Linked DNA regions of Homo sapiens: region 1 is linked to region 2. A link is an interaction called in ENCODE POLR2A ChIA-PET data of the cell type or tissue named here. Cell type or tissue: MCF 10A. All regions are shown on one strand. Links, peaks and the distances in the headings refer to the core of each region. The heading gives the core; the rest is flanking DNA.

Evidence for each region. ChIA-PET counts read pairs that join two places held together with the same protein. Peaks named below come from ENCODE experiments on the same cell type or tissue, not always from the same donor. Only the 100,000 strongest peaks of a DNase experiment are listed, where the experiment ranks them.
Region 1: POLR2A ChIA-PET joins it to region 2 with 5 read pairs; 3 of 35 experiments call an interaction of 5 or more read pairs at or near these places.

Annotation. Positions count from the first base shown.
Region 1 is chr4:188,168,577-188,172,970 of GRCh38, reverse strand. No RefSeq gene overlaps it. Among named protein-coding and RNA genes, the nearest start is that of LINC02434, 11 kb to the right of the region's middle. In MCF 10A, for the core only: no CTCF peak of the experiment used is centred there; no DNase peak of the experiment used is centred there.
Region 2 is chr4:188,107,947-188,112,340 of GRCh38, reverse strand. TRIML2 (tripartite motif family like 2) reads left to right here and starts at 2,738. Exons shown (of 8, transcript NM_173553.4): 1 at 2,738-3,098. RefSeq lists enhancers at 1-74, 3,707-4,225, 4,226-4,394. In MCF 10A, for the core only: no CTCF peak of the experiment used is centred there; DNase peaks (open chromatin) are centred at 2,750 and 4,290.

The sequences.
Region 1 (4,394 bases), core at 260-4,259, 61 kb before region 2:
AGCTAATTTTTAAAATTTTTTTGTAGAAACGAGGTCTCACTATGTTGCCCAGGCTAGTCCCCAATTCCTGGGCTCAAGTGATCCTCCTGCCTTGGCCTGCTACAGTGCTGAGATTCCAGGCATGAGCCATCCCTGCCTGGCCCAAGAACAACAGTTATTGCAGCAAAGAAAGAGTTTAATAATCACTAAGCAATGGCAAGTCATTAATGCTTCCTAGTCCTTAGCGAAGTTTAATCCCCTACCATAATTCTAATTTTGTTTTATGAATGTACCTTTAATCTCCAGACAAGAAAGGGGATCAGTTTCCCTTGACTCCAAGTTTAACTATGACTACATTCCTCTCATAGTTTTATTGGTCTCTCTACTATAATAAGCAAAACAAAAACAAGTGAGCAGTTAAGGTTAAAAGCAAGATGGAGTTGGTCATGTTAGAGTTCTCTCATTATTTATAATTATGCAAGGGTGGTTTTAGGATTAATTGGCATAGAAGTGTCTTCTTGGCTTGAACCTTCAGCAGGATTTTCTGAGACTATACTCTGGAATAAAAATGTGTGTGTGACGAGTGCCAATCACTATGATCTGTTATACGAAAGAAGGACCAGACAAAAGGCAACCTTCATTTTACATTCACAAGATGCCAGACCCAGGGCCCAGCTACCCGAAGAGAAAGTGAAGGACTTGGAATGCAGTCGGCTCTACCTGACTTCCATCCTGCTTGTAAGTAATGAGGAAGAAACAAAAGTGAAGAAGCGGGGAATACAAGAGATCAGTATACAAAGAGGATAGACTGTATTTCTGTTTAAATAGATGAAATCTATATTCAAATTCAGGCAGAAAAAAAAAGAAAATTGAGGCAGAAGAGGAGGAAAAAACCTTCCCTAGCTTTTCACTTGCTGACTTTGTTACAAGACAAAGTTACACAAACCCACTGAACTCTTTCAGCCTGTTTTTCCACTCTGCTTAGACAATCCTATAGTCTTTTTCCTATTTTTAACACGATAGGCTGCTTGGCATCCACCCTCTAATCATAGAAGGATGCTACCCAAACCAGAGTGCATAAAATTGATTCCAATTGTAATGAGCCCTGAGGAGTTTATCGAAAATCTTTCATGCTTTCAACTTTGCTTGTAAACAACATCATTTTACTCACAGACAAAGAAGAGTTTGCCAATTGCAGACAGACTGTGTCATCAATGGAGTCACAGGGTGTGTCTGCTGGAATTGAGCCTCCCTGTGCTATTGGTGGTGATATGATGAGACTGGTCTCAGCACTTCAAGGTGCTTTTGCCCTGGTCCTGAGCTAGGTTGGCCTCAGTCCCTGGAGGTAAATTTGTACTCAGTGTGCAGTTGACTGTGAGCCTTACTTTCCAAGACGAATTGAAGGTCTTTCCCCCTTCTTCCCCTTCTCCTCTGCTTCCACCCTTGATTCGTGTTAAGTGTTCTATAGCTGGGCTAACAAATCACCACGCCTTCTGTGGTTTTAAAACAACACAAATTTATTATCTCGCAGTTCTGGAGGTCTCAGAAGTCTGACATTATTTTGACTCGATTAAGATTAGGTGTAGGCAGTCCTGCATTCCTTCTGGAAGATAAGCGAAGGAGCTGTTTCCATGCCTTTTCCGGCCGCTAGAGGCTGCCTGCATTTCTTGGCTTGTGGTCCCTTACCCTATCTTCACAGCCAGGAGCGTGGCATCTTGTGTCCTCTCTGCCCTCTACTTATGTCCTTACATCTTGTCCACAACCCTCTTCAGTCATCATCTCTATTCTCAGGACCTGTGACACCATTCTAAATGATTCTTTCAAGCAGTTGTGGCAAATACACAAAATTTAGTGTTGGTCATGTATTTCAGATCACTGGAGCCGGGTTGTTGGCTCTTCTCAGCTGTGAGGCAGGCACTGCTCCACTGTGTAACCACAAGCTCCATGGACGCACAGTCAGCTGTAGCAGGGGCCTGGAGCTCCTCTTACCAGGCATGATGTGAGGGGACAGTACACCCATCCTTCTCCCAGAGAAGGGAGATTTAGGGACCCAGGTGCTCAAGTTACTCTTTCCAAAGAAAGTTTCCATGAAAGGAAAAAGTTTAGACAAAATAAATTTTACAGAGTTTGAGCATTAAGGCATTCAGCAATCGGGCAGCACTCAGACACAGAAGAGATGCAGAGAGCTCTGCTCCAGCAGACTGAACAGCAAGCTTTTGCAGGCTGACCATGAAAACAAAGGAATTACTCAACTGACTCCAGCCAGGCCTCATTTGAGTATGATCTTGTGAAAAGTCCCTACTTACATAACTAACAGCTAGTTGGCTGTGTGTGACCAGTTGCTAGTTGGCTGCTTGTGATAGAGTACTAGTTGGCTGCCTGTGATTGGTTGCTAATTAGCTGTTTGTGGCTGGGTGTTTGAGATTGGTTCCCAGTTGGCCGTTTGTGATTGACTACTAGTTGATTGTTAGTGACCGCTTACTGGTTTGCTACTCGTGATTGGTTGCTGGTTGGCTTTTTATAATTAATCATTAGTTGGCTGCTGGTGTCTGGTTGTTACTTAGCTGTTTGTGATTGGTTGCTAGTTGGCTGTTTGTGATTGGTTGCTAGTTGGTTGTTTGTGAATGGTTGCTAGTTCACTGATTGGTTGCTAGTTGGTTGTGACTGGTTGCTAGTTGGCTGTTTCTGATTGGCTGATTATTGGTTGTTGTCTCCCCCCCACCACTCCCAACCCCCCCCCAAAAAAATAATAATAATCAGTTTCAAGAAATGCTTCCAAGTTGAACTTTGGTTTGCCTGTGTAAGTGTTCCAGGTACAGAACCAACCCCAGGCTAATGGCCTCCTGGATATTTTGCTTTAGCACCTCCAATTTCCAAATAAATTTCCATCTTCAACTTTAGTACTTGCCCATGCAAGAGTAAATAAAAAAGTGATTCTTTTTCTAACTCCTTTGCAAATGAGGAAGTTGACACATAAATGATCTTAGACTCTCAGTGGAATCCTAGAGAAAAGGAATTCCATTTTTGCATCCTGTCATACACAGTCATTTCTGCTGCTGGAGTGCCACATGTGTTCCTAAAAATCGCTGCAATCTACAGAATTGTGTAATAAAAAACTACTGGGTTTGGCTGGGTGTCGTGGCTCATGCCTGTAATCCCAGCACTTTAGGATGCCAAGGTGGGCGGATCACAAGGTCAAGAGATAGAGACCATCCTGGCCAACATGGTAAAACTCCATCTCTACTAAAAATACAAAAAAATTAGCAGGGCATGGTGGCATGCACCTGTAGTCCCAGCTACTCGGGAGGCTGAGGCAGGAGAATAGCTTGAACTCAGGAGCCAGAGGTTGCAGTGAGCCGAGATCGCGCCACTGCAGTCCAGCCGGGCGACAGAACAAGACTCTGTCTCAAAAATAAATTAATTAATTAATTAAAAAAATAAAGAAACACAACAACAAACTACTAGGTTTATGGGGTCCTGGGCACAACACCTAGAAACGTTGTCAGCTGACACATTAAAAAAGAAGGAACCTAATAAACACTGTAGCACAGCTTTACACTTGTTAAATGGTTAAGAAATACATAAATACTACAATAAATATGGCACTGTACCTTGAAAAATATCTGAAGTTTGCTTGTGGAAGTGGGCATCAGAAGGATTATAGCTTATGAGTTATTCTGAAGCAGTAGAAGGAGAGTTATCAGGAGGGACAGAAAAGAAAGGAAATCAAACAGAAAGCTGTTAACACCAAATGTGCATGGGTGTGGCTCATAACATTGTCAGTGAACTGAGGTGGCTGGCAGATGTTGAGGGGTGTCTGTGCGTGTGCGTGTGTGTGAGTGTGTGACTGTTTTATGCCTTCCTGGGCAGCTGGATTCAGCTAAGTGCAGTTGTCTCTGCTCACCTAGTGTTTTTCATGGATGAAATCATGCATACACAAACATGAAATTCTCATTCTGCTTGAATTGTTCTCCAATACACCAATTGCATTGGAACAAATTTGCATTTTCAAAACAAGTGAATAGCAGAACTGAATGTATTTTCATATGAGCGATCTGATCAGATCCTCCTTAGGGAGTCGTGCCATCAGATCGTAGCCTATCAAGCTATTAAACATAAGCTGTTTTCAGTTGTCAGGCATCTCTGGGTATTCTTGGACAGATGGTGAGAAATGGGAATACTCTTCCCACATTAAGAGCAAAATGGAGATGACTGTGAAGCTGTCTCACAGCAGAAGATGTAGGCAAGGAAGCAGTCTATCCTAGTAGAAAGGAATAGTCACTAAATCCTTGCTCCAAAAAATGTCAGTGACATACTGTGTGATTCCAACTATATGGTGTTTTGGAAAAGGCAAAGCTATGGAGACATTACAGAGATCAATGGTTGCCAAGGGTTACTAGGTAGAGAAGGATGAA
Region 2 (4,394 bases), core at 293-4,292:
GGGATTACAGGCGTGAGCCACTGCGCCTGGCCTGATTCTTAAGTTTTAATGCTTTCTTAAGCAAGGAAGAAGCAGTTGAACATGACTTCTGGACCTCTTAGAGCTGTGGGAAGTAAACCAGTGAGAGCCAAGCCCCTGCTTCTAATGGAGCAGCCTTGGAGAAAAGGAGCCAGAGAGAAGCCACACCTTCCAGATGAGTGATAACACTGGGACCACAACCAGCACACCCCCGCCTCCAGCTGTTCTTTTCTGGAATGGGAGGAGGTGGTAGTCTCCTGCCGCAGATTTGGTCCAAAGTAACAAATACAGCCTTGTTTGGCACCAGCCATACTCATCCCACCCAGAAGCCGAGAGTATGCCAGCCTGGGGCGAGTGGTGAAGGTGATGTGGCTAACAAAGGGGACAGGACTGTTTTTGTTTTGTCCTGGTTTTTTGAGACCGAGTCTTGCTCTGTTGCCCAGGCTGGAGTGCAGTGGCACGATCTTGGCTCACTACAGCTTCCGCCTCCTGGGTTCAAGCAATTTCCGGCTAATTTTTGTATTTTTAGTAGAGATGAGGTTTCCCATGTTGGCCAGGCTGGTCTCGAACTCCTGACCTCAAGTGATCCACCCGCCTCGGTCACCCAAAGTGCTGGGGATACAGGCATGAGCCAGAGTGCCCGGCTGGGATACGACTGTTATAAGTTCATGAAATGACTCAGGAGAACAATGACTCACTCATTCATAATTGTATTTGTTCTTTGACAGTGAAAAAAAACTACATTTCTTCAGGATTTTCATTTTAATGAAAAGTTTTCCTATGAAAAATCTAACTACCTTAAAATGATCTGTGTTCCTTGTAATGTGATTACTCTAGCCCTATGAAAGCATCTCGTGATAAATTGTCATACAAATTTGAGGCATCTTTTTTGTAAATTGTCAAGCCATTTGATTAATATTTAATAAGGACAAATAATTATAATAAGGAAATATCATGAAATTTGGCACCCGATTCAAATTCCATATCTTCAATTTTCTGCACCCAGTGCTCTTGGTCAATTACTTAATCCCGTGACTTAATCTCTACGTCATCTACTTCATCAGCTGCAGATGTACCTCACGGGGTTGGAGCATGCAACAGGTGGGGCATGTAACAGTAAATAAGGGTTTAGCACACTTTTTTGTAATGTTTTTAGAATTATCTTAAAATATTGACTCTTCTAGAATTAATAATTTAATTATTAATAAATATTTATTTAATAGTAAAACAGGCTTTAATAAGTATTTATTTAAGCATTTAATACTCTAAAACAGGCTTTAAGAGACTTCAAAACCTGACAATATGCTTGATGTTTATTTTCCATTTGATTCAAAGATTACAAAGTTTTCTTGTCAAGATGAGTAAGCTCAAGAGTTATGAAAGCTCAAGGGATGGTGAGAGTAAATGACAGAGTATCTGACAACAAGTATGTGTGAGTATCTTCACAGACGTTGGCCGTACCCAGGCTTAGAAGAGAAAGGAAGATTGGATTAGAAAAATAAGAGAAGTAAAGGAGGATGGACTGGCTGAGGAGGGGAGGGGGCACAGGAATAAATGTGGTCTATTTGAAGAAAGCTGGGGAATTGGGTTTTGGAAAAGAGAGTGGGTGTAGGTAATCATCTGAGATAAGAGAAAGGGTGTATGGCCAGGCGCGGTGGCCAGAACTTTTGGAGGCCAAGGAGGGTGGGTCACCTGAGGTCAGGAGTTTGAGACCAGCCTGGCCAACATGGTGAAACCCCATCTCCACTAAAAATACAAAAATTAGCTGGGTGTGGTGGGCGCCTATAATCCCAGCTACTCGGGAGGCTGAAGTGGGAAAATTGCTTGAACCTGGGAGGCGGAGGCTGCAGTGAGCCGAGATCGCTCCACCGCACTCCAGCCTAGGCAACAGAGTGAGACTCTCATCTAAAAAAAAAAAAAAAGAAAGAAAAAAGAAAAAGAGAAACGGTGTATTGAGATTCCATAAGGTAGAACCAGGTTCTGAAAGATCAGATAAGCAAAGCAGAAGAATTCTCATTATCCTGTCAGCAGCATAAAGAAAAAAACTCCCTGGTTTGATTAGCAGGGGATTGACTGACTGATGCAATAAAAACCCTCGGGGACAAAACTATAAAACTTAGAAAGCTGTGAAGAGTTCCTCCTCACTGAAGCCAAATATCAAGTATGAATTATCTGGGATTGTTCCCTGACCTCCCATCTGTGACAGATTCCATAGGCAGTTATCCCTACTCTTGGTTTTTCTTTCCACAGATACTGGAATGAACACTTCTCCAGCAAACGTTCTAGAAACTAACAAGTCAGGCATTATTTTCTACTAAGGAACAAACACAGTCTTGAGTGTTAGCTCGAAGGCTTCTTTCCTGTGAAATTGTCAATATACACTAGATTCATTAAGAAAGAAAACCCCAAACCTTAAGGAGCTAGAGGTGTTAGGCACTGTACATGGCACTGGAGATAAAACAAGATATTTATCCAACCAAGGTCAGGGCTATTAAGCATTTTCTGGGAGTCCATTAAAAATGTAAATTACGGACCCCACCGTAGATTTCTGGAATCAGAGACCCTGTGAAGAGGCTTGCGTTTTAATAAACTCAGGTGGTTCTAATGAGATTAATTGTGTGAATATGATAAGAAACTTCACAGACGCCTTCCTGATGGTGTGAGGGCGGGGCTGAGGGAGGAATTGAACAGATAAAATCTCTTCAGTCTCCACTGTTCCAGCTTTTTCCCTAAAGGAAATACCTTGGTTCGGTGTGGTGACTCATTCCTGTAATCCCAGTACTTTGGGAGGCTGAAGCAGGCAGATTGCTTGAGCCCAGGAGTTCAAGACCAGCCTGGGAAAAATACTGAAACCCCGTCTCTACAAAAAATACAAAAATTAGCCGGGTGTGGTCGTGCAGCGCCTGTAATCCCAGCTACTCAGGAGGTCAAGGTGGGAGAATCACTTGAGCCTGGGAGCTCGAGGCTGTAGTGAGCCGAGATTGCGCCACTGCATTCCAGCCTGGGTGACAGAGCAAGACCCTGTCTCAAAAAAAAAAAAAAAAAAAAAAAAGGAAATACCCAGGATTGCTACAAAGAAAGTAAGTGAGATTTTCTCTATAGATCATTTTCTTAATAATTGTTTCTTTAGATTTCTAAACTTGATCTTAGAATCTATGTGTGTGTGTGTGTATCTGTGTGTTATCAGGAAAAAGCCTGAAGAAAAATATTAGGAAAAACAAAATAAGGGTAGACAACATGCTGGGGACTTAATTCGTCAATTTTCCTTTGCTGTTTCTGTAAAAATATTTAGTCTCTGTCCCTCTCTCATTACACCTTCAATTTTTACTGGTTTAACATAAAATATCGTTTACAATATTTATTGTGCATCGAGTATGTCAGATGTAGACACAGGGCATCTCAAGGACTTAGTTTCTTATGGATGGAGAGTGACCCACAAGTAAACTTGTTCATAGAAAGATAAAATCTTTTCGCTACTAAGAAAATAAAATAAGGAGATGAGTAGTGGGAAGGTATTTCAAATTGAGTAGTGATGGAAAGGTCTCTCTTGGGAAGACATTTGAGCTGAGAACTGAAGAGAAGAAAGAAGAGGCAGCTGGAATTGCAAAAATATGAGAGAAGAGCTCTGTTGGCCACGGAAGGGGGAAGGGCTGTGATGAATTAGAGGCAGCTAGATTGACAGTGATGGGGGAAAGCTATAGAGAGATCAGAAGAAGGCAGGAGGCCAGATTGTATAGGACGGGGTTATTACCCACTTCGATCTTACTCTAATGCCATAGAAAGTGACCACAAACCTGCTCACTTGGTTTTGGTTTTAAAATAGTATTCTGGTGGTTGAGCAGAGAGGAGCTGGAGATGGACGAGGAGGGCAGGACAGAATATAAATTTGGAAAACAATAGTTGAATTGGTGAAAGGAAGGCTTAAACTGTGGCTCTAAAGGAATGAGTTTGGGGGAAGAGAGCCACTGGGTTGAGATCCTGAGCGGCTTTAGATATGTTAATTTTGAGTGCTCCTTAGACATTCTATTGCAAAAATGTTGGGAATTGGGCAGGAGATTGAAATCGGAGAATGGAACTTAAATCTTCAGAAACGAGTAAGATTACCTAGGGAGAGACCAGGACTGGGAGACCAGAACTCAACCTTGAAGCACCCCAAGATTGAGAGGTTCAGAGGATGTGGGACCAGAAAAGGCCACGGAGAACAAGACCAGACAAGTTAGAGGAATGTCAGCTGCAGACAGATGAGAGAAGAAAACATTCTAGGAAGAAGGGTGTGGTCAGCTATGTTAACTGCTGCTGAGAGCTCAAGGAAAAATTTGAGTTGGTGAATTTCTTTGTTTTGGTGACTCAGTGGAGTCATCTCGGACATGTTCAGG